Linked DNA regions of Mus musculus: region 2 is linked to region 1. Evidence: chromatin loops called from intact Hi-C (ENCODE). Cell type or tissue: left cerebral cortex. All regions are shown on one strand. Each heading gives the region's core, and the rest is flanking DNA. Links, peaks and the distances in the headings are about the cores only. Region 1 holds the start of Ankrd10 (ankyrin repeat domain 10). Region 2 holds the start of Arhgef7 (Rho guanine nucleotide exchange factor (GEF7)).

The links. Peaks named below come from ENCODE experiments on the same cell type or tissue, not always from the same donor. Only the 100,000 strongest peaks of a DNase experiment are listed, where the experiment ranks them.
Region 2: it touches region 1 in a loop (8-fold over the local background); 2 of 42 quality-filtered maps call a loop at or near these places.

Annotation. Positions count from the first base shown.
Region 1 is chr8:11,629,121-11,644,104 of GRCm38, reverse strand. Ankrd10 (ankyrin repeat domain 10) reads left to right here and starts at 8,348. Exons shown (of 6, transcript NM_133971.3): 1 at 8,348-8,694; 2 at 11,087-11,239. The coding sequence starts at 8,488. Mir7238 (microRNA 7238) reads left to right here and starts at 8,369; the gene lies at 8,369-8,411. In left cerebral cortex, for the core only: a CTCF peak has its summit at 8,992; DNase peaks (open chromatin) are centred at 7,483, 8,266, 8,912 and 9,265; H3K4me3 peaks cover 2,913 bases; H3K27ac peaks cover 2,029 bases.
Region 2 is chr8:11,718,283-11,733,266 of GRCm38, reverse strand. Arhgef7 (Rho guanine nucleotide exchange factor (GEF7)) reads right to left here and starts at 5,209. Exons shown (of 22, transcript NM_001372321.1): 1 at 4,851-5,209. The coding sequence starts at 5,015. 1700128E19Rik (a long non-coding RNA gene) reads right to left here. Exons shown (of 2, transcript XR_003947511.1): 2 at 12,725-12,973. In left cerebral cortex, for the core only: no CTCF peak of the experiment used is centred there; DNase peaks (open chromatin) are centred at 4,550, 5,017 and 5,467; H3K4me3 peaks cover 2,299 bases; H3K27ac peaks cover 1,660 bases.

The sequences.
Region 1 (14,984 bases), core at 6,202-11,201:
AGCATGGAAAGGGTGTTACTATCCCTATAAGTCATCAATGTGAGTTGTGACTGTAAGAGCACATGATTGTATTTAAATCATAACAGGAAAAACCAAACCCAAGAATGTACTAGATATACCAGATCAATGGAAGGGTTAACACCCCTACTTGTTCTCTATAAAGAGGACAGTACCCCAACACTGGTTGGATTGGGCACTCCAGACCTTTGATTTGATACCAATGAGTGTCAAAAACAGGCAAACATCCCACAACTGTGCTGGGGCCTAACTCAGATCAATCCATGCTACTGATGTGGCCCAATGACCTGCTTTCTGTTGTCCTGTGGTTTGCCCATCTGGACCTACTGTGTGTCCTACCATCCACTCCGGCTCTGGGCCTGGTTCTCCCCTAACACCTCTGTAGCAACCCCACAGCTCAGCTCTCAAGTTTGTGATCTACAGTGGTCTGACTTCTTCCCTAAAGCTGTCAGAATCTACAGAGTCAAGATTTCCAAGCTTCGAAAATCATTTATTGTGTGTGTGTGAATATACTTGAGCAGTCTCCATCTACCATGTGGGTCCAGGGAATCAAACTTGAGTCCTCAGGCTCAGTGGCATATGCCTTTACCTGCTGAGCCACCTTGCAGGCGTTTCCATCCCAGCCTTAACCAGCAGTGTCTCTAACATTCAAACTCCTCGTGATAGTTAACACTGTTGGGTTTATGAGGTGGAGGAAGCTGAAATGCAGGAAAGGGCAGTGCAGCCTGCCAAGCTGCCAGCTGGGTATTAGATTAACAAGCCAATCACAGAGGTGCCTGGATGGCTGCCAAGGGGCAGTATAGAGATCTCAACTGAGCTGTACCCAGGACCAATTAGAAGTTTGTTTCCTGGTCATCTCCTGGGCAGAGACTGTGATGAGTCCCTTAGAGTAGCCTCTGACAAAAATAATAGTTTAATGTGCTGTGTCTCTCTTTATATGTGTCTTGTGTGTCTCTGGTCTGGTCTCATAGGTCCAATATATTCAGTGTGTTGTTAATATAGAAACAGAATTCTGACCTCAGAGGGCATAAGAGGTCATTTATTCCAAAGCCAATTATGAGTAACCATGGCCCAGGATGTTGGATTCATGGTACACCAAACAGTGTGTTTCAGTGTGATAGAAGCTTCATCAAGTTTTATAGTCACAGAACAATGTCATAAATAGAGTAGATTTTCAAATATATTGGTGGATAAATGTCAGGTAGGAAGGCAAGTCCGCCAAGTCTAGGCTACAGGCCTTAGGCGCTACCTGGTGACATTCTCAGTTTGTGGTTTGATGGAAGCTGGGGCTCTACTAGCACAGTTCACAAAGGATTTTTTTTCTGGTAGTTACAAGGGTGTTAAGCCAATCACAGAGGTGGGTATTAACCTGCAACATTCCAGCTTTCCACAACCACTGAAGTCTTAATCTGCCAACCAGTCGTATGCAATGGTAACTAACTCAAGTGCTGCCTTTTCTGGAAACCTCATTCACAATGTCCCACATCCAGTGTGCCTTCAATTGTGTCCTGCTCGGTCCATTGAGTCCAGTGTGTCTAGTCACTCCCAGCATGCCACGGACCAGCCTTGGTTTGGAGAGGGTTCTGAGGAAGGGGTGCTCAGGAGCAACAGAAAGAACTTAAAGTCAAAGCGTGGGCACAAGCTGACAACTGTGTTCTGCTTGAGACAGCTTTCTGGAGATCACCAGACAGCTCATCCAGATAGCTCCGTTCTCCCAGACCCAAGCCCAGTTTTCTATCTGCATATCAATTCAATCGTTCATCCCAGGTTCCACTATGACTAATCCACAAATCAGCATCCCCTGACCCCCACCCCAGGATTCTTAGCAAAAGACTGCAAGTATATTCCCTTCCTTAACATTGCGAATGAATTCAGGGATCTTTCTGTTTTTTGTGTGTTTTTTTTTTTTTTTTTTTTTTTTTGGTTTTTCGAGACAGGGTTTCTCTGCATAGCCCTGGCTGTCCTGGACCTCACTTTGTAGACCAGGCTGGCCTCGAACTCAGAAATCCGCCTGCCTCTGCCTCCCGAGTGCTGGGATTAAAGGCGTGCACCACCACGCCCGGCCTCAGGGATCTTTCTGCCTGCCTTGGTAAGCACAGACAACATAGCTGGGTAGGATCTCACTCTGAGATGCCATGCCCACCACGCCTGGGCCTAACCTCCCTCTATCCCAGGGTAACCTTGAATCTGCCTTCTTTTGTAAGCACAAATAATAAAATTAGTTGGGTGGGATCTTGCCTCCATGATCACCACTCCCTAAATCTCTTAATCTCCTTCCTTTTTTATTTTTCTTACAAGCTGGCTCATAGTGTAGCTGCCTCTGTTTTTTTAGGTCTGTGAAGCTCCTTAGACAATTCATACTGCATCCTTATATTTTTACATAGTTGAGAAATTATATATTTTTGAACTTATATTTTCAGAGTTCTTTCCAACAGCCTTAAGGGCTGTCCTGAAGGTCATGGCATTTACCATTTTGCTAAGACACACCCTCATCTTCCAGACTCACATAGCTTCTAATTATCATGAGGTCATTAACCTTGGCAGAGAAAACATTTTCTGATGGAGGAACATGAAGTAAGATTGATACATTTTTTTATATATACAAACAAATGTCACACCCAGCATCCTTCAACACTCATGGAGACTTACGTTTTGCTGGCTTTGTTCCAGAGGCAGGTACCATGTCATGTCAGCATTAGCATCTGACGGTGTTTTACTTGCCAAGCAAAGCTCTAAGCCATCACTGTTCCAGAGATGCATGCTGGGATAGGAGGTGAAGGGCTGAAGGGTGACCAGCCAAAAGGCACCAAGGGCAGTTCTATGTATCCAGATCAAAACACTGGTTTCTAGTTATTCCCTGCAGAGTTACATGTCCTGGCTAGGAAACTGAAGCTCTGTCTGCATAAGGTACTGAGCAAGATTACAGATTGCTCTCTCCTATATGAAACAAACTAAGGAGACTGGGTTTGTCTTAGTTAGGGTCTGTTGCTGTGATAAAGCACCATGACCAAAAGCCACTTGGAGAGGAAAAGGTTATGTTAGCTTAGAACTCACTGTCAATCAGCAGCTAGTCTCAGTTGACCTTGACAATGACCCTTACAGCTGGACAGAATAATTACCGTCTTACCTTAGTGAGACAGGAAACTAAAGCAGAGAGGCTGGGAACTCTCTCCAGCATATAGTTTTCACACACACCATCCCAGCCTTCCCAACAGAGAGGGCAAGGCCAACAGAGAGATTAACTGCCCCAGTAGAAAGCCTCCAGGGGAACTGCCACTAGAGGTGTTGTTTTCTGTTGCCTTTGTTCCATTTAAGGAGCCTCCCTAGGGCCCCTAAAGAGATTGCTTTCAAGTTTAAAATAACCAGGAAGGGTAGTGAAAGGTTCTACCCTGTCTTCACTGTAGAGACTGTATTGTGACATTAGCATTCGCTGGCTTGGTGACTTCTGTGCAGGTAAGAGTCATTTTGACTCTTGTTGAGGTGGCTAAGATGATCTTCTCCTTTGTAATGAACAGTTCTAGTAATATGTTTGTATATATTTCTTTTAAATGTGGGGTCTCATGTAGCAGAGGCTAGCCTTGAAGTCCTATCCCAAGTTCTGGAATTACACCAGCTTCTCTTGGTGTTCTTTCATAGTAAATGTGGTAGTAGTACTTTCAGTTAAAGTCAGAAAGTGACATCACTTCAGTAACATCAGGTCCAAGGGCTGGTCAGCTGGTGGCCAGGCAACATCCTCTGCCTGGTCTGGCACAGCCTGGGTGGTGAGGAGACTTCCTAGTCTGCCATTCAGGAGGCTGGAAACCCAGCACCCTGGCTCAGGTGCTGAAGCACTCCTGAATAGTAGCAGCAAAGACATAAGCAGACCAGTTGAACACATTTTAAATGACTACGTGGCTGTGATGCTGAAGTCCACCTGACCGTCATCTTACCCCTCAGCTGCTTCTCAGGGCAAGGAACTCTTTTCCTACATAGCAGCACCTGACGTGCCCACCGCTATCCCCCGCCACTCCTCCCATCCCCACCCCCACCTCTGTGCCTGATATAGTTCCAAGTGTCTCTGTGTTAAAGGCTTGATCCCGAAGTGGAACTGCTCCAGGGGCAAAGGGACCTAGTAGAAAGGACTCTGGGTAATGGGGTTTGAGGTGGGGATCTCCTGCAAAGGGAACTATGGGACCTGCCTCTCACAATGGGATGCTCTGCCACACGTGCCTGCCATGAGGGAATTGCTGCTTGGGACCCAGAACTATAGGGCCACCCAATCAGGGACTGGAATCCCCAAAACCATTAGCTAGAATAACCTTTCATGTTGTTCATGCCTCAGTTATTTTAATACAATACCACTAAACTGACTTAACACAGTACCCTTCACCTTCTTCCCCAACAATGACTTCTGTTCCTATCCATGTGACAAATGGAGTCTGATCTTGTGTCTGAGTAAAACATCCTCCCTTTTAATATTTGTACTCAGCACTTTAAAAAAAAAAAAAAACAAACAAAACAAAACAAGGCACTTGTAAGACACTGAGAGGTAAATTCTATAACTTTTGTTTGTTTGAGATAGGGTCTTTCCACTTAGACCTGTAACTTGCTATGTAAACCAGGCTGGCCTCAACTCGCATAGATCCTCCTGCCTCTGCCTTCCAAATGAGAAGAGGTGTGCATCACCATGTCCGGAAGCTCTAGAATACTGAAGTTCACTTTAAGCAAGATCTTTGGCCACCCTCCTTCTGAAAATGGGCTGCCAACTGATTTGAATCTCGGTTTTCAATTTTGTGTCACTTGGCAAATGTTGAGTGAGGATGAAGCATGAGGTGGGGGTAGGGAGCTGTCGGGAATCGGACAGTCATGGACTGAGAGGAGTGAGAGTTTCTGCTCCAAAACAGACATGCGCAGCAGGAAGACCAAAGTCTACCTCCATTCTCAAAGGCATCTGACAGCTTTCTAGTCAGCAAGGGTCTGTGAAGGCTGGGCTGGGTATGTGGTTCAGTTGGTAGACTATTTGCTTAAAATACAAGAATTCTAGAGTTCTGGCTGGGCAGTGGTGGTGCACACCTTTAATCCCAGTGCTTGGGAGGCAGAGGCAGGAGGATTTCTGAGTTCGAGGCCAGCCTGGTCTACAGAGTGAGTTCCAGGACAACCAGGGCTACACAGAGAAACCCTGTCTCAAAAAAACCAAAAAAAGAAAGAAAGACTTGTAGAGTCTTGTTGGGGATTAGCCTAGAGACTGGAGCTAGGCTCCGGTTTTGTGGAGGGGCAACTTGGGAACTAATGCTAGGTACCTGACTGTTAGTTTACCTGAGTTCAGTTTAGGTCAGGCTCTCTAAAATCGAGTCTGAACTTAAAAGATTAGGCATCTCAGCTCCTTTCATGACACTATCTTTGGTTGGAAAAACACAATTCCTGTTTTAAGGGCAGGGTACTTCTTTGTATTTTCTTTTACAATAACTGAACAAAATGTGGCATGGTGGCACATACCCTCAATCCCAGCAGACGGAAAGCCGAGGTGGATGCTGAGTTCCAGGCCAGCCCAGGCTACACAGACCCTCAAGAAAACAAAACAAAAATAGTAGTAACTAAGCAAAATGTGGGTTACCCGCCAACTGGAGTGCTGACACTTGATACAGCCAATCCACAAGTCCCACCGCAGACACTGGGGACCCATTCATGAGGACACACATCAGTGTATGCATGGCTATAGAAATATGCATATTATGTAAGTAATTGTACAAACTAAAAAGTGGTCTTGAAGAAAGATCCATTCTAAGAATCCAAACATTACATTTTATTTTACTAGACCTTGATACTGTGTGCAAAATAAAATTCACGGTGAAAATGCAAAGCATGGGCCAGTGAGATGGCTCAGCAGGTACAGGAGCTTGCTGCCAAGGCTGATGAGCTGAAGACAACCTCACAAATCCAAGTAGTAGGAGAAAAAGGTTCCCAAAACTATCCTCAGACATCCACATGAGCCACGCTGCACATGAGAACATGTTTAAGGCGAACATGGGTTGGTCACATGATCCAGATCTGATTCTACACCCAAGGGAGTTCCCTTAAGTATAAATCTCAGGCTCACAGTCCCCAGAAGACAGGGGAAAGTGCCTCTCCCTTGTTGGAAAAGCTGACCAGGTACACCTGTTATCTTGCAAAATGAGACTCCTCTTTCCAGAGCTTAAGGGGATGCGCTCACATACAGGCCAATGGCATGTCAAACAAAACCAACTTCTCAGTGAAAGAAGCTTGAAACACAAGAGCCCACCATTCAGTGCAAGCACCCAAGTAATACCAAAACTATTACGCTGTGCTCTTGCCTCACCGATTATGAACTAGAGACAGACAGATGACGTCTCATATTTCCCACGCATTAGTCACTGCTCAGTGAATTAAACATCACACTTGTCTATGTAGACTGGAACATTTCTCAATATCACCTTCACAGGGAGTGTTTGTTATTTGAACGGATGGCTGTGTAGTGTGTTCACCCGGTTAACAATTCCCCTTTATCAATTGTCTGGTTTCTGATTACTTGTTTTATGCTACTTAATGTTGCAATGTAAGGTATGTAGCCTGGTGGCATATTTATAATCCCAGCAGCTGGGAGGATGAGGCAGGAGGATGATGAGTCCCAGGCCCCAGTTTCTGCAATACAGTAATTTTAATCTCTACTATGTAGCCTCCTCAAGGATAAACATACACAAGGAACAAATATATAGCAAAAGGGAAAAAGTAAAACTTCATTAAGTAAAAAGTAGAAGCTGGCCGGTGGTGGCGGCTCACGCCTTTAATCCCAGCACTTGGGAGGCAGAGGCAGGCGGATTTCTGAGTTCGAGACCAGCCTGGTCTACAACGTGAGTTCCAGGACAGCCAGGGCTATACAGAGAAACCCTGTCTCGAAAAAAACCAAAAAAAAAAAAAAAAAAAAGTAAAACTTCCATGAATAGTGTCTACTCCTTAATGGCTCAGTATGATTTTCAAATTTTATAGCCAGGAGGTGGTGGTGCTCGCCTTTAATCCCAGCAGAAGCAGGAGGATTTCTGAGTTCAAGGCCAGCCTGGTCTACAGAGTGAGTAGACCAGGCTGGGCTACACAGTGAAACCCTGTCTCGAAAAACCAAAATTAGAACAAAAAGAAAAAGAAAAAAGAAAAATTTCAAATTTTTTACAACCATAGCATTGTACCATTGGAAAGAGAATTTAGTAGTCAATTTTTCTAAAATTTCTTTCACCATGTGCCCAGCCTGCTCACGTGACTCATGCTTTACAGTTACAGACGCCAGGGCCTCTCGATTCTCTCTGGCATCCATTCCAATTAAGGCATACCGAAGTTAACTGGCTGCACCCTTGTTTTCGGGTTTTTAATGAGGAGCTGTGCTCCGCAGGCGCCCAATAAACACTAATTGGAGGAACTCAGGCAACCGCGGAAGCAGGCCAGGGCCGGCTGCCAGAGTCCTGAGTCCCCACTCGCGAGTGTGCCTGGCAGAGCAGCAGCTCTATTTAGAAGTAGCGCCTCAGGCATCGTCCTCAGCAGGAACCTGCGGCCGAGCTCCAACCGCTCCAGGTCACACCCACCAGCGCCAGGTCACGCCCAGCCGCCCCAGGAATCGACCAGAGCGCCGCTCCGCTCCAAATCCCAGACTCTCCTCCTTTAGTTAAGGCGTGGCTTTCAGCTGCCAATCACAGAGAGGCCGGCCTGGGCTTTGGCCTTGCCCCAGGCAAGGTTTACAGCCAGGGTCGTAGGCCTCCGGCTTCAGGCGAGGTCTCAGGCGCGGCCTCCTCAGGCTTCAGTCGCAGCCAAGTCTCCCCCCTCCTTTTTTTGTTTTGTTTTGTTTGTTTGTTTGTTTGTTTTTCGTGACAGGGTTTCTCTGTATAGCCCTGGCTGTCCTGGAACTGACTCTGTAGACCAGGCTGGCCTTGAACTCAGAAATCCACCTGCCTTTGACGCCCAAGTGCTGGGATTAAAGGCGTGCGCCACCACTGCCCGGCAAGTCTCGTCCCTCTAACCACACTAACGTGCAGGCCCACCCTCAACCCCTACACCTTCAGCGTTGGCATCAGTAGCGGCCTCCTCAAGCGGTGATCGCCTCCCAGCCCCTAACTTCACCACCAGACGCCTAAGGCGGCGTTCCTGCGCAGACCCTGAGAAGGCCCCGCCCTGCAGCCAAGGCCACGCCCTATCCCAGGCGCCAGCCTCAGCACCACCTGCGGGAGGCCCCACCCTATCCAGGCGCGGGCCTCGCCCCACCACGGGCGTCAGCAGCGGTCGGAGGCAGCGGACTGTTAGGCCCCACCCTCTCAAGGCGCAGGCTCCGCCCCGTGGCTCAGGTCCCGCCCTCAGTGCTCGCTGCGCTCGGATGCGGATGGGACGCGGCAGCAGCTCGCCTGTCCTTTGTGTTCGAGTGGCGGCAGCTTCGCAGGCCTTCACCGGCACATTCCTCTGGCCGATCAGTCGCGTGCTTCCTAGCGACCCATCATGTCAGCGGGAGCGGGCGCGGCCGTGGAGGCAGGCTTCTCCAGCGAGGAGCTGCTGTCGCTCCGCTTCCCGCTGCACCGCGCCTGCCGGGACGGGGACCTGGTCGCGCTCTGTTCGCTGCTGCCACACACGCCGCGCGCTCACCTGGCCGCTGAGGACTCCTTCTACGGCTGGACGCCCGTGCACTGGGCTGCGCACTTCGGCAAGGTGGGCGCGGGCACTTTAAGGCGCCATTTTCCGCGTGGTGTGCTGTTAGGGTCAGAGCGCACCCCACGGTGTCTGGAGAGCGCGGTCGGCAGCGGCAGCGCAACCCCTGAGAGTTCCAGGGCGCATGTGCGGTACCGCGCGGTCTGCGACCCAGGACGGTGGGGGGTGGGGGGCGCGGAAGCTGCTCAGACGCCGCGGGCGCCTCGAGGGCTTCAAGGCGCATGTGCGGCGGGCGGCGCGCGACCCAGGACCTCCGGGGGCGCGGGGAGTGTTGGGAGGCGGGGCGGAAATGGGGTCCGTCTCGCCGGCTCCCCCGAAGGATCCAGGGCGCATGTGCACACTTGTGGCTCTTCCGAGCGGGGCGGGCAGACTGCAGTTGAGGCCGTTTGCGCGGAGGCCGCCGGGCTTCGGGAATCGTGGCGAGGAGGAAACTGGGGGCCTCGCGCTTCTGTCTAATGGAAACCGGGTGCAGGGCCCCCTGAAGGCACGGAGGGATGGGCGCTGCCCTCGTAGCCGGGGGTGTCAAGTCTGCACCTGCTATGGCCGACGGCGGGGTCGCGGCCATGCCTATCGGCCCCCTCTCCACCGGGACCGTCCTGTGTAAGCTGCGCTAATTGGCCCCGTTCTCCTGGTGTTGAAAGGTGGCATGCAGTTGGGTGCAGGTAGTCGCTGGGAATCCACCTTCTCGTGGTCGCCTTAGTTAACCTGCACACAGAAGTGCTTCTGCGCCATAAAGCGGCAAAATTCACGCTGTACTGTTTACCAGAATTTGATCTAAAGCTAAAGGAGCATTTTCACGTCTACGGAGAACGAGTTGTAGACTTGACTTTGGAGACCAGTATTGTAGCGGAGGCGAGGACGTTGTAGTTCTGAGCTTTCCTATCTGAAACCTGGATGGTCTTAAGATACGGAACCATCTTGTTAACCCGTTCCAACTATTACGGAAAGCTCTTAGAGGCGAAAAGGCTGAGCCTTTCACCCCAGCCGGGCCATGTGTTACTGCTCTCCCTCCTGTAGGTTTCCAGCGTGTTTCCCTAGGTTGTACCTACCAGTGATGCTCAGGTTACCCAGTAATTTATGGGGCTTATTTATTCCCGGAAAACTGGCCATTGTGAAGGCTAACTATCTTGCTTTTACCAGATGCCCCATTTAAAAGGACCCTCCACAATTCCAAAGCCAGTTTCCTAGGTTGAACACGGCATAGCTAACAGGTTCAAATCCTGGCTCCACGTTAAAGGTTAACTAACTGCTTTTCTCTTGACACCTGTTCATCTTACTGCCACTTTGTACTTGTATGTTTCCCTTGGGAAATCTCACCAGCGATTACTTTTTGGTTTGGTTTGGTTTGGTTTGGTTTTCCGAGACAGGGTTTCTCTGTATAGCCATGGCTGTCCTGGAACTAACTTTGTAGACCAGGCTGGCCTGGAACTCAGAAATCCGCCGGTCTCTGCCTCCTGAGTGCTGGGATTAAAGGCGTGCGCCACCACCGCCTGGCCAGCCATCACTTTCTAACACTGTCCTAATGTCTGTTTGCTGTGGACTGTGCAAGTTTTGCAGCCTGCCGATCAATAAAAACTCAGAGAATCTGTGTTTATTGAAGTGACCAGTCCTTTGTAAGGACAAGCTTACCTTGCTTGGGGAGACAGATAGGAGGTTCGGGGTGCTGTTTGTTCTCAGGAATTGCTTGCAACCAAGCACAGCTTCTTCACTGCCTGTGGTCAGTTGAAGAGAAACAGACAGTCCAAAATTGGAGAACAAGTAAGTACCGAAGAAATTCCTGGCCAGTGTAGGCACATGTTGAATGTGGTGGACTCATAGCCAGCTGCCAGCGCAGTGGGACCTGGCTGGATCTTGTCTGCGCTTGCCAGTCTTTGAGTTAGTCACCTACTGGGTGAGCTCAGCCGTGGTGTGACTCTTTTATTATAGTTAGTTATTTATCTCGCATACTTGGTTTCTGTTCAGTTTTAAAGGCCGAGAGAGAGAGAGAGAGAGAGAGAGAGAGAGAGAGAGAGAGAGAGAGAGAGAGAGAGATACAGACTGGGCTTTGGGGCAGTTCAGTGTGTCGGGGTTGTGCACGGTGTGGGAAAGTCTGACTATAAAGAGTTTACTGCACTTTTTACAGTACAGTACAATTTGTACAATTTTTACAGCCCGATGTTTACTTACCATGAGTGTGAACGCCTTTATAGGAGGTTTGTGTGTGTGTTTTAAGAACACTCCACTCAGCATAAATGCTTTTAAAGTTTTGCTTAGTGATTGGAGAAAATTAACTTACTGTCAGAAGAAAATAATGCTAGCAAAAATGCCACTGGTGACTGTTAGAGAATTTAGGTTGTGTCCTATTAATTGCTATACTGACATGTACTGTTTCTCCTCCCACCTTTGTTTGAAGTTGGAGTGCTTAATGCAGTTGGTAAGAGCAGGAGCCTCACTGAATGTCTCGACCACCCGCTATGCCCAGACCCCAGCCCACATCGCTGCTTTTGGAGGACATCCTCAGTGTCTGGTCTGGCTGATTCAAGCTGGGGCCAACATTAACAAACCGGTAAGAAGGCCTGATTGACACTGCCTTTGTTTGTTTTTCCAGTTCCAGTTATTCACATGATACTGCTTTAAATTGGGCCCTTAATTAGAGTTGAATGTCTTCACCTGAGGTGAGCTGGAATCTGTCCCTTCAGTTACTTGTGACTAATAGGCCCTTTCCTCTGGAGGCGTGCACTCAGTTTATAGAGTGCTTTTGCGTGTCCTGTGGCTCCCTCAGATCTGATTTGATGATTTGCCCAAGGTCACAGCTGATAATAGAAGGCTGTTGGCCCACAGCCCAGATTTCTTGGCTCCAGCTCACTACTGCCTTAACTTCATAGACACTGCAGAAACATATCCAGATGTGCAAAAGGGTGGGTTTGCCCTTCACATACAAATTGGGTGTAGTGACTAGGTGTAGAAATGTCATTTTAAGTGTCATTTCCTTAGTGGAACACAGAATGACTTGAGGAATTTTTGTATAAGTATACAGTTAGAGGTTATGTGAACTAGATTTTTTTTTAAAGATTTATTTATTTTTATTATATATAACTACACTGTAGCTATCTTCAGACACTCCAGAAGAGGGTGTCAGATCTCATTACGGATGGTTGTGAGCCACCATGTGGTTGCTGGGATTTGAACTTCAGACCTTCGGAAGAGCAGTCAGGTGCTCTTACCCACTGAGCCATCTCACCAGCCCCTAGATTTTCTTTTAATATAATTTTAGACTCTCTTACCTAAGTGTATTCCAAATCTATGTTTATGTTATTAGCCTATCATAGAGAAACATCCAGTAGATGGTCTGAAAGGGAGCAGATGGAATTTGCTGCCCAGCCGCTGGCAGCACTGGTGGCTGATGTTTGTCTATGTGTGACTACGTGTACATGCCTGCTGAAACCAGAGGCATTAGTTTCTCCTGGAGGTGGTGGTTGTAAGCGCTCTGAACTGATAGGGGTGCTGGAAGGGAAGCTTGTACCCTCAGACAGATGAGCTGCCCTTCCAGCCCCTTAAGTAATTTCTAATTGCCATCCGCATCTTGTATGCAAAGAACCTTCCTTTCCTCCCTCCTGCATGGCTATAGCAGCAGTAGTCCCTTTCCTGAAGATAACTTAGCTACTCACATAAAATGGCAAGTGTTTGTTTGGCCATGGTTAAAAGCCTGGATGAAGGGGACCCACCTGTATCAGGCAGTTTCCTTCTCCTTGAGACTGACAGAGAGGCCCATTTTCTGTCACTGAGACTTGAGTAGGGACAGCTTTAGATCCTTACATGCTTGCTTTCCTTCTCTGACATGAATCTCTCTTTTGCACCGTCACCTTGCAGGGCAGGGGCTTGTCTGTCCGCCTGCTAACATCCACACTGTTGCCCCCTGGTCTCAGCAGGTGTGGGCTCGAGCTGGGTCCTCTGCTCACCTGGCAGTCCGGCTCTGGACGGCTTACTTAGCAGGCTGTGCTTCCAGCTCTACCAAAGAGACATATATGGGTAGTCATTCTGGGAAGGAAAATAACTCATTTGCTGTTAATATGGAATTTAGGTACATATTAACTTTAAGTAGTTAACAAAATGTAGTTTAGAAAGGTATAAAGAAATTGGTACTGTTTTAAGGCTTTTTCAAAGCTAGATGTTCCTTTGAGTTAGCATTTATGGTAGTTTCGTTGTTTTCAGCAGATGCGGAAAATACAGACTTGCAGGTGTGTCCCCGTGTCCCCGCTACGCTCTGGGGTGCCTTCCCAGAGCAAGTCTTCCTAGCCTTCCTAGCCTTGTTGTAATTTCTCAACTTCAGGTGCTCACCTGGACCTAGAATGTCTTGTCTCCTTTTGCTGGCTCTGGAGGTCACTGTAGATGTGGCAGTGACTTATGCTCTGTTGTGGGGTAGACAGTTTGTTTGCTTGTTTCTCACCTTGTTTGTGTCTACTTAAATTTCTTCTGTTTGCCCTTGGCATGTCAGCTGCCAGCAGTTCCATGGTCAGGTTTGTATCCACGTTCTTTTGACCGTCTGTCAGGTGAGACTCAGTGCTGCAGGTTTTCAACAGGGAAGTGGAGCTAGTCTTCATGCCGCTGTATTTTGGTGCCATTACTAACAGCCTTGCTAAAGACTTGCAGAGCATCTCTGGTTGGTTGTAACTAGCTTTTATTGGACTGGAACAGGGATAATAGTATTCACCAGACAAAAGCCAACATTTAAAAAATTAAAGAACAGTCTAAGGATCTGTGGGCTGGGAGTTAACAAACAGCTCAGTGGTAGAGCACTTGTACAGCATGAGTGAGGGCCTAAGTTCAGCTCCAGCACCAGACAGGGTGCTAAGTTCTCGGATCTCAGCCCTGGTGGGGTGGGATCTTCTGCATTAGTGACTGAAAAGTTACCTGGCTTTGCCTTCTGAGCCATGGGAGTGAGGAAGGGCACTGTTTAAAGTATCAGTTGTCCTCCCTGCAACTGGCCAGGATTTCTGGTGCCTCTTCCTCTTTCTTTCCTGCCTCCCAGAGTTTGTGATGGTTCTAGCCTCTTATGCATGCACACCACTGGGTACTTTAGAAATGTAATGGAAACTGGAGCATCATCATTCAGGGAGTTTCTGGGTTCTCTTGATTGAAGATTGCTTCCACATGCGCCTTCTTCAAGTGTGTAAATCACAAAGCAAGGGCTAGAAGTAGTCCTGCCTGTTCTCTAACCACTGTTACTAGTCTCCATCTTTTTTGAGAAATAGTTTGCTGTGTTCCAAAATTAACTGTAAGATTTTTTTAACATGTTTTGCAAAATTCTCATTTAAATCTGTTAGCTTTCTGCAGAGAGTATGTGTCTGTGGTATATGAATAATCTATTTGCAGGTGGGTGCGTGTATGTGGGAGAGGGAGCCAGAGGTGGGTGTTTGCCACAGTTTCCCTCTCCCTTACTCTTGAGGATGGTTCCTCACTGAAGCTGGGGCTCAGCAGTGTGACGAGGCACTTTCTTTACAGAAACTTCTTCCCTTCCAGCCAATTTGTGTGGGTTTTGTTTCTTCCATTTTTCTTTTAAAAGGTGGCTTGGCCGGATATGGTGGCACACACCTTTAATCCCAATGTTAGGTGGAGGCTGGTCAATGAATCTGTGTGAGGCCTCCCTGCTCTATGTAGCAAGTTAGAAGACATGGAGATGTGCAATAGAGAGACCCCCATCTCCAATAAAGGGGGAAAATGAAGGCAGCTTGGGGTTTTGTCTTCTTTGTTGTTGTTTTTCTGAGTTCACTAGGTAGCTCCTGGATAATCATGTGGCTTGCTTGTTTCTTTCTTTAAAAAAAAAAAAAAAAACAAACTAAAAAACAACTTTTTCCTGACCAGACTCTTGAATCACTTTTAAGTCCATTTAGAGCCATTTGGAACCCTTGTTTAAATAAGTGGCCAATTCTCCCTGTGTGGTGCTGTGCACTGGGAAGGACCTTGGGCTTTTGCTATATTTATGAGTGACCCTTTCCCAGGGCCAGTCAGTGAGCATTTGCCCCACCCCTGCCTTTTGTTCTTTATCACAGCCAACTGCTGTTCCCAGGAACCTTGAAGGGGGATCCATTTAAGTGCTAGGGACACTCTCTCCTCAGGTGTCCTAGAAGGCCCGTGGTCCTTGAGTCTCTGCCTCCTCTTGCTCGCTTTCGTCTTCTGATGCACTTCGTGCGTTGGTTCTTACAACCTAGAAGCATCACACTAGAAGGGTTTTCTCACTAACACAGTAAAGCAGGTTCATTTTTTAAAAAACGACTATCACTTGGAAGAGGCTTCTGAGTGCTCACTGCCTT
Region 2 (14,984 bases), core at 3,362-8,361, 92 kb before region 1:
AAGTAGGTCTTGCATCAAGTGAGATAGCAGACTTTTGAAAGGTTCCCATGGCTGCTGGAGGGACATGAAGCGCACACAGCCCAAGTCACATGTCAGGAAGGTCAGTCCAGACCACCCAGCTGTCCATCTTACCCAACAAGATCTGTCCTTCTGCCTCACACTGTTCTAGCATTTAGCTATGCTTTCTCTTGTTCTAACCCCTTGAGAAGAACCTGCTATTTAAGATGTTGAGCTAGTGCCTACATAAAGCCTTCACCCCCTAAGTCCCAGAGTTTTTGGTACATGAAGTACTCTGCATGCTATTCCTGATATATTGATATATTCAGGCTATGCTTGAAGCCTTCCCTGAGCGGTTGATATACCCGGTGTATATCAATATATAAACAAGAGATATAAACAAGCCAGCCACAAACCCTCTCCCTACAATTGTGCACTGCCTGCAAGATACACTAGGGCAATGGTGGCACAAAGCTTATATGTATAACCAACCAATAACTGATCTTATTTAAGACCCACTCCATGTGATGGAACTCAAACCGGACACTATTTAGGTTTCCAAGAACCTGAGACTAGGTAGCCCAGGGACCTAGGGCAAAACCAAATAATACTGATCTAAAAAAAAGGGGGGGGGGGAAATGCAGCAATAGATAAAATGATACCTAATGATGTTTGTGTTATATTCATAGATGAACACCTTGTTCAACCAACACTAGAGAAGCTTCCTCCTGCAGCAGAAGGGAACAAATAGAGACCCTCATGCAGACATTATGCAAAGACTTTGGAACACTCATGTCTAAATGGGCTGTCTCCATCAAGTCCCTCTCCCTCTCAGGGCTCAGGGAACCCTGAAGATGACGCCGAAGAGGTGGGGAAGACCGGGAATGGAGGACACCAGAAAACAAGGTCCTCTAGATCAACATGAGCGAAGCGCAAATGAACTCAGGGCGACTGGGGCACCATGCACAGGGCCTGTGCCGCCCACACCAGGTCCTTTCTCTCCTTCGATATTAGAGCCTTCAGTTCCATCTCCATGGGGCTCCTGAGTGCCGGCGATGGGTGGGTCTCTGGCATGGGGCTCTCCTTCTGATGATTTGTCTTGTCCGGCTTTGATGTGATGGCTTTTGCTTCATCTTATTATATTTGGTTTTGCTTTAAATATTTTAAATGAATGAATGGATTAATGAAAACCTAGCAACTAGGGTAATTAATTAATGAAAAAGAAAACCTAGCTACTAAAGTAAAGGTTAACAACTGAGCTGCCATTTATTTCCCCCCCCCAGCCCCCGGGAGAAGGAAAATCAGTTTTCTCCAATGGAGTGACACTGGGTATATCAACCACTCAGGGTAGGCTTCAAGTTCAGGAGTAGTTGACCAACATAGAGGACTCCGCAGTTTTATTGTGGGCTTTTAATTGGTTACAGGTGGTGGGGTTCCTCCCTTTGGGGCATTGTTTAATTTTTCTTTCTTAATGCATTGGGGGGAGGGCACTGAGGCTGTCGTGCTGGTTGTTTGTTTTGTTTTTAGAGAAAGATTTTAAAGTTGGGGGTGAGCATCTAGAAAGACTTGGAGGAGAGAAAGAATATGATTAGAGTATATTTAAATTTAAAATTTGTTTTAGATAATTTTAAAAAATGCCAAAAGTTGGCTCCCACAATGTCAAGTAGGTTAAGAAAGTTCTTAAAAGTTGATTGAGATCAGCTGTGGTTGGATTACGCTCCACAAAATTCACACATGGGGGGGCCCAGCCCCCCAGGACCTCAGAATGTGGTTTTACCTGGTGATGGTCACTCGGGAGGTAATTGGGGAGATGCCCTCATACCAGGTAGAGGACGTACGGTGGATTTGGACAGAACGGATTTGCCCACAGTGAGAACTTCATATAACACAGGTGTGCTTCACAGGTGTGCTTCCACAAACTTAGGGATCCCTGAGCGTATGAGAAAGGCCTGGGCAAGTGGCAAGTGTCCCAGCATATGTAGGAAGCACATGCCATACCTTGGTCACGAATTTCTGGCCACCAGACCACGAAACAAATGCATATATGGTGGGGAGGGACCCCTGGTTTCAGTTACACTCCCAAATCCTGGTGACCCCAGTTCTCCCACAGAGAATGCCATGTGGACTGCACACAGCTTCCCTGACCCATTCAGGGACACACAGTAGGAACAAAGTTCCTGGAGGCTTTTAGGGAAATTAAGCAACTTTGTACACTGCGTCCACGAGTAAAATTAAAACAGCATTTTAGCACAGATTATGCTTGGTGGTTTTCTATCCTCTAAAATTCCTGCATCTAGGGTGTGCCTCCTTTGGACAAAATAACCTAGAAGTGTCTGAAGCAGGAGTTTACTAAGGATGGTGCTGCCAAGGCTCAGGGACCCGATGGCTAAGACAGGTTTGGGATCAGAAAAGGGAGGGAACAGGATGGGACCAGCTCAGGCCTGACTCTTCAGAGAACAATCAAAGGGCAAAAGTTTGATCCCCAGAGCTGGGGAAACTTGCCAATCCCAGCCTCCCTCTTTCCTGCAACCAAGAGCCGTGGCAGGCAGCAGGCAGCAGTTAGCAGAACCCCTTACCACCAGTCTGTAGCTCACTCCTCTCGCCTCCAAAGAGAAGTAAACACAGAGGCTTCAGGAAAGGGACCCTAACCCACCATTTTCTTTGCCTGAGCTGGAGCTCAAGGAATGTCCCGTCCCCGCTAGCCAACCCAGTTGTGAAACACAACAGGACGTGCTCTTAATAAAAGACACATGGGAAGCCTTCCTTCGGCACTCATTCCCAGGCCTGGACTCCATTTTAAACTCATGAACTTGAGAAAGGGAAGTCCTACGCTGCTCACAACCCTCCAGTGTCAGCATGCCCACGTAGCAATGGGTCCAGCTAAGACCCTTCACGTGCCGCACATAAGTTCAGCTCTGTTTCCAGGCATTTCCTTTTTAAGGAGAGAGGGTCTCCCTCTGGCATTCCAGCACGGAAGCAAAAGCTGCCCCACACATGTGCTTCAAGACAAATGTGATTCCATGCAGGCATTCATTGCCAAGTGCGGATGACTTCATGGCAGATGCAAACTCGTGGAATCCAGAATTTCAGACAGTGGCTGATGGTTTACTCCCCACAAATACCCCTCACTCAAGAGCCAGGGACTATCTGTACAGGGTCATCAGCCTTCAAAAAGAGAGTTAAAACAACACCGACCCAAGAGATTTCCACTCGACTGTAGTTTCAGAATGTTTGAGACCAATCTAGCTGCCAGAGGCTAGCCCTTTTTATTCATCTCTCTCTGTGTTGTGTCAGAGATGAAAGAGGCGCTGCAACTTCCTCACGGGATCTTTCTAGAATTTAAAATAGAATATGAATTTTTGAAGTTTGCCTGACCACATCAACGCTGCAAACATGTCACGTGACGTGTTCATGGATGGGAACATGTCCATTGACATAGCACAGGAATCTTTTTACAGCTTTGCCTCAGAAACAGAACAGGGTTATCTTTAAGAACCTTAGCATGTGTCTCACTCAGACGTCTGTCTTTTATTATCACCAATGGCCAGGGGACAGCCGGGTTTTCTCAGTGTCTGGCAAGTCACACCCTGCTCTCTTCAGTCGTTGCATCTTAAAATTGTAACTTTATTGATCTGCCCCACTTATAAACAGTGTTTCCCACATCAGTTAGTCCTTCTAAGATGCATGTCGTTTTCAATACAATGTTCAAGAAAACACCTAAAACCTGTGGTACGCATGTGGAACTCATGGTAAATGTTTTCTGACACTGCAGCATGCCAATTTATGAATACAATTAGAATTTCTGCTTTTTCAGGTCACTTAATATGCATTAACAGAGTGTCCTGCCTAGGGCCTGTCTGTGTGTATGTGCATGTGTGTGTGTGTGTGTGTGTGTGTGTGTGTGTACTCCATTAAGAAGTGTTACTTCTTCCTAATTATGGGACACTTCCATTTCTGTACTTAACACCTTTTAAATTACTAAGGATCTTAAGTTTTCTTGTAAACTGTGTATTGGCATAATCTTGAACACAGGACTTTATTATTTTTTGACCTATAAAACATGGTTGTTCTTAGAAGTGCTCCCAACCCCTGACCCGGCCCGCTCTGTGAGCTTACAAACGAAAACAAACTTTGGTCACCCAGAGCGGTGGTCAAGGTTCACACTGCAGAGCCAGGGAGCCAGCAGCCAGCAGCAGCAGGCAGACAGCTCCAAATCTAGCAGGCAGTGAGGATAAAAATTCTGACCCATCCCCAAAGAAATCGGGCTTCAGCACCCTGTGTGCGCTGTTCTGCAGGCTTGGCTGAGTGAAGAATCCCTTGATGGGGAAGGCAGTAAGTCATTTCACAGCTCGGCCCTCCCTTGGCTTTTGATGCATCCTTTAAACATGCCCAGCCACCGGTCCATTCAACGCAAGAGTCAGACTGCAAAGGCAGCGACGAAACCGTTCAAACAAAGCCATCGCAGAAAGCTGCGCGGCACAGAGACGAGGTTTTCCGATCGGTGTCGGCGAGGGGCGAAGCCGACCTCCCAACTTCACGTTAGGGTGGAGCAGAACCCCACCGCCGCCGGCACAGCCAACTCTCCTTCTCGTGACCCCGAGCCGGCCCCGAGCGTCACCGCGGCCCCCTCCGCTGTCTGTGCTCTCAGGGCGGGTCCCCTTCCCGGCGCCCCGCACACAATGGCGCCCCGAACTCCCGCCGCCGGTCCCCGCGCCTTGCGCGCCGCCGGGTCCGCGCACAAAGGAGGGCGCGCGGGCCCCGAGCCGGCGCGCGCCAGGTGCTCCCGCGCGCCCCGCCGCCCGCCGCCCGCCCGGGCCGGGGACCCACCCGAAGACCGTGCCATGGCCACTTACTTTCTCGATGGTCCCGGGCAGCAGGCGCTCCAGCAGCCGGCATAGGACCACCCCGTCCTTGAGCGACGCCTGCAAGAAGACCTCAGGGTCCGAGATGGTTTTCTTGGGCGACTCCAGCACGCCCAGGGTGATGAGCCACGTAACGGTCTGCTCGGCAGAATTCATCGCTGCGGCGGCTCGGGCTGCGCGCACAGAGGGGGCGCCGCGCGCGATCACCTCGGAGCGGCCCGGGCCGCGGCCACCCGCGCCCCCGCCGCCTCCGCGCCCATGGGCGGCCGCGCGCCGGCGATTGGCCCGGCCGGCCCAGCAGGTCCCGCTCCGCTCCGCGGGCTCGCGCGCGCCCTGGCCCGCTGTCAAGTGCCTTTTCATTAGCGGCGCAGGAACCTGCGGGCGCCCGGCACCGCCCCCGCCGCCGCCCCCCGGCCGCGGCCGCCGTCGCCCGATGACATCACCGGAGAAGAAAGACGCGGCGGCCGCCCGCGCGCACCCCGCGCCAGCCCCGGCGCACGACAGCTGGCGCGCCCCCCGCTCACCTGCGCCGCCCGCGCGCCCCGGGGCTGCGCGCCTTTGTGGGTAGGGCGGCGCGCGATTAGTAAGCGCTTCCCAGAATGCTCTCTTGAGCTAGCCCGCCGACTGCGGGGCGCGGGCGTCTCTTCGCCACCTCGCCAGCCGGCGGGGATGGCACGCACATGCTCGTTAGATCTGTGACCAGATGGGTCTCACTCGGGCAGGAACGAGCGTCGGGAACGCGGGCGCGATGCTAAGCGGCTGGCTGCAAGGCCACTGGAGGCGGGGGGCGGGAGCGGAGATGGGGGGCGGCGGGCGCGGACGACCTTAGTAGCCAGAAGCCTTGCATGACTCCTTGTGAAATTGACGGTGACGTGTCCAGCGATCAAGAGCACATCGCAACCTCGGGTGGGTGTCCGCTGGAAAGCGTGCTGTCCACGCTTAGGCCCAGAACTTGGGCGTCCTCTTCCAGCGCAAAGGATGTGTGACAGGAGCCTTGGGGGAAGGGGGGAGTAGGTGAGGGCTCACCGTCAATCGACACATATTTCCACTTACTCCCGCCACTGGTCCTATGCTTTCCCTGCTGGCTGGCACTCCTCGACAGTTTAAAATAAAGCTTGCAGTGTCCCAGGAGACCTTTCCCCTGGGCCAGGCACGCACGTTCATCCAGTAACTGCTCAAGGCTAGAAGCCATGCGATGCTGTCAATTAAAAACAAAAAACAAAAACAAAACAAAAAAATGATCACAGGTTCGACTCTCTTCTCTGCATTCTCCAGGTGCTTCCATCACCACCATCGATTGCGTTTAATAGCATCTTCTGGCTAAATGACTACATTTCTGTTCCAGACACAAACAAAGCATTAAAATAGTGTGAAGTTTGTTGAGGGCCAGCTTCTCTGTGGTGGCAGCTGCCTTCAGAGCAGCGCTAGCCAGCCCTAACCAACCACTGCTGCAATTACGGTGTCTTTACCACCGACAGACCCAAGCCTCACTTTTTGTCCATTTTCCTGGTTACATATGAGAGGTACCCTGCCCTAGGAGCCCCACATCAGCCAGTTTCCCATCTTGCTTCCCTGTGGAGGTCCAGAGAGTGGCAATGCAAAACTGATCACCGACGCCCGAGTCTATCGACCAAAGCTGCTCAACCCGGAAGAAGCTTTCCCTAGTGCTGAATTGAAAAATTTACTCGTTACTATTTTTAAATCCTGTTAGACTAGGTCTGGCCTTATCACGCAGTACACAAAGATAGCTACATATATTGACTGTCAAGTGGCCCTAAGGAAGCCAGGCAGAGGCCGACTTAATAGACAGAGGAAGTTGGGAACCAACGGTCAGACTGGACCATTGACTACACCCGTTCATTCTGGAAAAAAAGCCCCTGAGCTGCTAAATGATAACCTTACAGATCACCTTCTTTTAACCCCAGTACACGCTAATTTCGAATCATTATTTGGAGGAGATCCTAGAAAGTAGCCCTGCTCACAACTGTGTCATTGAGGAGCTTCGCTGAGCACTTCTGGTGTCCAAGGTGAACCCTTGGTCAAATTTCCTTGGCATTTTCTAAATCCCTGCTACAAGACTGAGGAGAGGAAATGCCCTTCTCCCCATGGGTAGAGAAACACCAACTGGAATGTCAGAAGCCCTCACTCCAGCCTGAGCCTCCTGGAGAAGTGGATTAGCCATCTTCCCTACATACCTGAGCCAGTACCCTGTGATGGATCTCTCCTTAAACAAGCAGCTGATTGGCTGATATCGATGGATAATAGATGATTGACAGACAGGTGGTAATTGCTGGATTAATAGATGTTAGCTAATACACTTGGACACCTAAGAATGTACCCTTTACTGCTGTGTGATATTCTGTGGCTTCATTTCTTTGGAGAACCCTAACGCAGTACATGTGCCAGCATGGTCTCCGCTGATGAGAGATGTGGCTTCCTTCAGGCTCCTTTCTTGTGTGGCTACTTCCTAGGGTCCCCTCCAACATACCTGCCTCAGTCCAGATTCATAGTGTCAATGCTGGCTAAACAAGGACATGGGAAGGTTGGATATGGCTGCAGTGATAAGCAGTCATCAGTCATAGCATAGCTTTTGCTCCTTACCCGTCGATCACCCCCTGGGCATTGGTGTACCCCCACTAGGTCCTGGATTATTTCTTGAGATTGCCATCATCTTCAAGAAATAAAGTAGCTCAAAACAGCAGGAATAAGTTGTATTATAGTTCAGAGGCTGAAATCATTGAGCATCTGAATGGCTGGTCCCTCATAGAGGTGTGTGTGGGGATTTGTCAAGGTCCCCTCTTGTCTCTGCAGGGGCCACTCGTCTTTGGACATCCTTCCTTGGCTCACACATTAACTCCCCAATCTCCATCCTGACTTCTCATGGCATGTGCGTCCTTTCTATGCCTAGGTCTAAACATCCCTGTCCTTGGAAGATGCCAGTCACAGGGGAAACTACCCTCTCTGACCCAGGATAACTCCATCTTGATGACATATAGAGACCCTGCTTCCAAATAAAGACCCACGTATGGGTACTGGGAGTTACGGCTTGGACATGCTTGTTGGGGCATACCAACCCCAAATCAGATCGTCTGAGTTGCCCCCAGCACCCCACCTCAGGTACATCTCACTGGGGGAAGGGACGGAGCTTCCCACCATCGGTCAGAAGGTGATGGTGCCCAAGGACACTCTGATATGTGTCTGGCTCTACAGGCGCTGATGTGGAATCCTTCAGAAGGGTGGCTCCTTCGGGAATCCAACCATCACCGTTTGTGACTCAGGGCCAGTCTCTGGAGAGTCTCCATGAGGCCCTTGGGTTATGATTCCAACAGAGAGATCAAGGTGAGAAGCTACCTACTCCTGATGCTCCCTCATTTCAGCATCCTGAGCTGCAGAAGTGCATCCTGGATTCATGGAATCTGAGGGATTCATCATTGTGGCTGTTCCTATTCCCTCTTGCTTTCATCTTTTTTGTCTGTTTGTTTGTTTTTTCATTTTTAAATTTTATTTATGAATGCACACCAGAAAGAGGGCATCAGATCCCATTACAGATGGTTGTGAGCCACCGTGTGGTTGCTGGGAATTGAACTCAGGACCTCTGGAAAAGCAATAGGTGCTCTTAACCACTGAGCCATCTCTCCAATCCCTCTATTTGTTTTTTGAGACAGGGTTTCTCTGTGTAGTCCTGGCTGTCCTAGAACTTACTCCATAGGCAAGCACCACCACCATCCCCCAAGTTCATTCATTCATTCATTCATTCATTCACTGAGACAGGGTCTCATGGAGCCCAGGCTGCCCTAGAAAACAATCATGAAGTTATCCCCCTGCCTCTGCTTTTCCAGTGCTGGAATGACAGGTGTGTGCCACCATTCTGTTCTATGCGGAGCTGAGAATTGAACCCAGGGCTTTGTGCATGCTAAGCAAAAACTTTACCTAATGAGTCCCAGCTCCAGCTTGCCTTCCTTTGTCTCTCCATGTCTGCTGCAGGACGCTCGCTCACACATATGGGCATCCCATCGGTGACATCACAGCTTTTGCTCCTGACCTGCCTACCAAAAGTATGTTGTACCTGAACATGAGCCTGTAATCCCACTATTTATTGGGAGGAAGAGGCAAGAAGATCAGGAGTTCAAAAGCAGCTTGGCCCTATCTCTCCCCACCCCAAAGATGTTTACTAGCAATTGCCTAAGAAGACAGGGATCTTAAGTCCTCTCCTGGACTGAGGGCAAATTTTCTGGCTGGCCAACAGATCTAAAAGCACGTCTTTGTGTGGGACAAAGTTTGGGCAGGTCTGTGTAGCCTGTAAAGGCTGTTTCCAGAACTCAGGGACCCTCGTCTGTGCCTCAAGCCCACCATGCACAGCATCTGTGTGCCCTACCCCAGCTCCAGAAGAAGGGGGAGGGAAGGGCAAGATGCAATGTAAAGCCCGTGCCACCTACACAGAGAGACTCTGAGGTCCTCTGTCCAAAACCCAGGTGTTACACTGCTCCTGACAGCAATCAGAATTCTGGGTAACTGCCCTGACTGAACTCTCAGTCCCCTGCAAGTCCCCAGGATACCTCACTTGTTCCAAGACTCCACCCCTTCCCCCTCCCATTCTGCTCCCACTCCCTCTGGAGAGAGCCCTCACTGTGTCCCACGAGTTCTATAAGGGAACACTTCCTTTCTTACTGTTTCCAAAGGGAGTTATAATTTCCCTCTGACTCTCTCCTTCGCCACAGTGCTATGGAAGAGTGTGCTTCTTAATAGCCAAGAACGTGAGGCTGCTGGCCGCTGACATGATTGGCCAACTGAACCTGTAAATACCACTTTGCAAAACTGGCCCATGAGCACACGAGTGCATGCTCCCTGTTCGAGAGAGTGTTATGTTATATAAACCTTTGCTCCTAGAGAAGAAAAGAGAAACTTCTGTGAGACACTTGGACACTCCCAGTATGTATCAAGAATAGTTTCCATGAGCCCCACACCCAGGATGCTCAACCATAGCCACCCACACAACCAGAGAACGTTTTCAATACAAGCCTCTAACGAAAAGTGGGAGGCTAGTAACGAAACCAGACGTATAATGTGGCTCTCTCCAAATTTTTACAGGCAATGTGTGTAAGGGGAGCAGAGAGAGAGAGAGAGAGAGAAAGGTTAAGTGTGTACAATGTGTGGTACATGCACGGTGTGTGTGGGAAGGCTGTGGTATGGCATATGTGCATGTGCCCCTATGGTATAGGGTGTGTGTTTGTGTGTATGGTGTGTTGTGTGTGAGCTAGGGTACGTATTCTGTGGATACACTCATGTAGCTACAACCATAATGTGGTCGTGGCCGTTGCTCGGATCCATAACCACAAAACCTGGAGCTGTACTCTACAGCCATGCTCTGCCTACTGGGTTTCTAAGTCCTTTCTGACTTTTAAATATCTCTTCTGTATCGGTTCTCAACCCCTGGTGCTGGAATTCCAGGCATCATTAGCTCTCTGACATGGCTGCTGGGAACCAAACTCCTGTCCTCTACAAGAAGAGCTATCGCTCATAACTGCCGAGCCATCTCTCTATCCTCTGTCCTCAGAGGCAGTAAAGTTAGTCCTGTGTGGGAAGTGTCCCTTCATAAGTGTCTTCATTGTTGTGGGTATGATTTCACAATGAGAAGCATGTTTAAATGACCATGCTCGGTCTTTTTGACACATTCTTGTAAGAAGATTCAGCGAATGCGTGGGTTTGGAAAATTGGAACTCGATGCTAGAACTCACAACTTAAGGAGGACCCAGAACTCCATTAGGACACATGGCTTCCCAGGTTTGTCCAAGAACTAAGTTTAATTTCAAGTCTGTCTAGACAGCATTAGCAAATGTGTATGTAGAGGGAGACCTGCCCTACCACCACCAGTGCAGAATGGAGCTCCGAGTTCTGGGCGGAACCCCCTCAGCTCAGGGTCCAGGGGATATGGTTCAAAGAAGAGACAAGAAACAGGGAGCGTTTGCTTAAGATAAGGTCATGCTACATACATAGTTCAAGACTCTTCCTGCTCTCCAGGGCTGGGGTTAGAGGCATGAACCACCATACCAGCTCTACATAGTGCTGGAGCCAGAACTCAGGACTCCATGCATAGTAGGCAAGCACTCTGCTGACTAAGCACACCCCCAAGCAAGCCTACTATCTGCTATTATAAAACCTGGTACAGAGAGATGGATAGCCTTTCCACAAGGCCTCTCTGCTCTCGGGGTCCTCCAGCCTAGGCAAGAAGCCAACAAGTCCACCAGAGGGAGAATAGGGACACTCACATGTCCCCAAATCCATCAACGCTCAAGATTTACAAGGAACTTTGCTGGTAGACGGCATGTCCTCAGCGGCGTCTCAATATGCAGAACCCCAGCCCTGAGCCTGGCCAGGATGGCGAGGCTGAAGCACCAGGGCGAGGCCAGCTGCTCCACAGCTGCGCCAGCCTGCGTCCTCAGTGTTAGCACCTGCTAAGTCTACAGACCGCCCTCTCTAAGTCCTACTAACTCAGTGCTGCTTAGGGACCCACATTCTAAACCATGGTTTGAGGAAGCTATACAACATGAGTCTCTGCTGGCCTCAGCTGTACTGAACTCCCAGCCCAACAGGAACCCGGAGAGCTAGGATAGCACAAAGCAGAAGGTCTGCACATCCATTGCGCGCCATCCCTCCTTCCACATCGGTAACTCGCTCTGTCCAGGCAGGGGTGGGCAGTGCTACTTTAGCTGACTTGGAAACAGCACACACCAAGGAAAATGACTCGGCTGGGACGGGAGCAGGCCTGTACCTGGAGGCTTGGCATGACCCTGTGGAGGATTTGGGAGATGTGTGGTTGCTCCTAAAGGGGAGCTGGAGCACCTCTGACACCCAGAGGCTCTCTAACCCAGTCATCTCTAGATCTCAGAAAGGACCTACTCATGAGCACAGCAAGAGGACTCAGCTAGTAGACCATCCTGACAGAATGAGAGGTTAGCACGTGGATAGAAGAGGAGGCTCATGGATTTGGATCCCAGGACTGGGTTCAGCTTCTGGGGACGCTAGTAAGGGACAGTCTGTGACACCTGCTGAAGACAGATCTTCATAAACCAGTCAGAGCTGGCCCAAGGGAAGCCCCTCTCCTGAGGCCACATCACAGCATCTCCACCCAAGAGAGCACCTGTGGAGGGGGTGGGGGAGGCATCAGGGGTGAGCTCTACACCCCTGACTTCTTTACATAGGTCGGTGATCTGGTGATCTCGATGGCATAGCAGTCTCTTGCTGATCTGGCGCACAGAGCTTGCCTGTTCTCATGCACTGTCAAGTTTGAGTCTGCAACCTTGCAAAACTGATGTCAGGCGTGGAAAATGTTTCTCTAGTAGGTTACCGCTTGCATTGGTTGGTTAAGGCCTCCATAACAATGTGCCAAAGATGGAGGGGCTCAAACAACATGCAAGTCCTGGGTTGGGGAGTTCAGGTAAGATCCTTCCTGGGTGCACCTGGTACCCTCACACTGGGCCTTCTGGGTGGGCTTCAAGCTGTAGATCTGGGCTCTACCCTAGCACATACAACAACCACCAAGAAACCCAGGTCCAGTCTCTGTGGCCTGAAATGGTGCCGCCCTCCGTTCTGCTCCATCAGCTCAGCACCTTCCTGCATGGGTGGAGTAGCCATAAGATGACCCTATGCTCATGTCTGGCGGCCAGTAATGAGCTCAAGATGGATCAGATATTCCCCTGTGGGGTTTCAGCTGCTTCTGATGTTTCCTCGGTGCCTTAGGGACTCAGCCTTGTTCTCAAGTGTCACAGAAAGGCACAAGCAGGGACGGGCAGCCATGCCCAGGTATCCATCTCTTCAGGTTGGTGATCACTAGGAAGAGAAAGTGTAGCCAGAGACACTGAAACGAGTGGGCTTCGTGACTGCTTATTGTTAACTGGCCAGAGGTGACATCCTCAAACCCCTACTGCCACTTCCCAGAGGTCAGACATATCCTCAAGTGGGAAATGTCACCTTGTGACTAAGATAAAAATGTTCACTGTGGGGGAAGTGTATTCCACAGCAGTAAGGGATCATGGGTAAAGTTCCAGGGAATTAAAAGGCATAAAGATGTGAGAGGAAGAATTAAATGTTGATTGTTGGTGTGGAACTATCTCCTCCTACAGAAGACAAAAAAAGAAAAAGAAAACAAGAAAGCAGCAGGTAAATACAGGCTATCTGTGGGGGAAAGCCATGAAGTTACAATCGACTTCGTTAGTAATCACCAATGATAACAACTTAAACCAAAAATGTCATCATTAATATAAAAATAAATGTAAGATATGAAAACATTATCAAAAACATAACACAAACAAGTTGAAATTAATTTTGTTTTTGTGTATGAGTGTTTTGTCGGTGTGTGTTTGTGTCCTGGTGCCCTCAGAGGCCAGGATAGGGCATTGAGATCCCCCGATACTGGAGTTACAGACAGTTGTGAGCTGCCCTGTTGATGCTGGGAACTGAACCTGGGTCTTTTGCAAGAGCAGCCAATGTTCTCTAGTGCTGAGCCAGAGCTCCAACCCCACAAGTTAAAATAAAATGTCCCCCAGGACCAGCAAGATGACTGGTAATTCAGTAGGTAAAGGTGCTTGGTGACAAGTCTGATGGTCTAAGTTCAACCTCCTGGGACCACAAAGACGAAGGAGAAAAGTGACTCCTGAAAGATGCTTCTGTGGCACATGTGCACACATGCACACGTGCAGAGAGAGAGACAGAGACAGAGAGAGACAGAGACAGGCAGAGACAGGGAGAACACAGAGGGAAAGGGACTGAGAATAAACTTTAAGAAGTAATAAAAAGATGACCCAATTGAGACCTAGTGTCATTATTTGTCCCAGACTGGCTCATGTAATCATTATTCCAGTTGGTACAGTGTAAGAGATACGTTGAGTAGAAGGGGTAGAAACAGCAATAGCATGTCCAAGGGAGACCACGGCAGGTCAGGACCCGACACAAAGCTGTGATTTCTAGTGGAGAAGGACTCAGGGCAAACCCAGATCAGTGAGACTGGATGGAGGTCTAGGAACCACATCCATGACTGATCTCTGCCTTACCACAGAGCCACATCCCAGGTCAGCAATGGAGGGACGTCCCCCTTGCTCAGCACATGCTGATCAACAGTGACATTCTATATGCAATCAAACCCCACTTCATTCTTTACACAAACCCCAAAATTCCTGATGGGTTTGGGGCACACTGGAGATGGGCAAGTCTGAAACTCAGGAAGTAAAATCCAACCGGCTCCAAAATCAAAATGCATGCTATAGTGTTATTGAATTAAAGCAATTTTCATTCTCATAATGGTATAACTGTCACACAAATATTCTCAGGAAAGAGTATTAGAAACACACCCCTGGAATGTATCACAGAGCAATGGGTGCTCCTATGCGCTCTGAGAACCATCTCCAGGGGTCAGGCATTAGGTGATTTTGTAATCTAGGTGGAAGGCACATGTTCATTGTACAATTCTTTTAACTTTTCTCTACCTTTAAAAGTATTTTGCCTTGTGCCTTTAATTCCAGAACCCAGATAGGTGGATCTCTATGAATTCGAGGCTAGCCTGATCTACAGAGCAAGTTCCAGGACAGCCAGGGCTACCAGAGATTCATTCTCTCTCTCTCTCTCTCTCTCTCTCTCTCTCTCTCTCTCTCTCTCTCTCTCACACACACACACACACACACACACACACACACACACACAAAAGAAACAAGGGAGGGAGGGAAGGAGAGAGGAAGGAAGGGAGGGAGGAGGAAGAGAAAGGGAAAGGATGGGCCAGACAGCTGGGTGTGACTCTGGGCAAGTTGCTCACTACGGAGCAGAGGACACGGCTCACTATCAGATCTGCCACGCCAAAACCTATCAAGGCTGCAACTCTCTTTGCAGACGTTCCTGACCCCAGGCTGCTCCCAGCCCAGCTGCGATGACTGTGCTTTCCTGTCCCTTAGGGGTGATCCCAACAGTGCTCATGCTTACCTGGACTGTTTAGTCATGACCATACAGGCTTGGAGGCTACAAAGGGCCTGCTTTGTTTGCCCATCAGAAGAACATTCGGAGACCTTATGCTCCAGAGTCCAAGCCTACTGTGGTCCTTGGAGCTGTTCATTGATACAGTTCTTTTAACTTTTCTCTGCC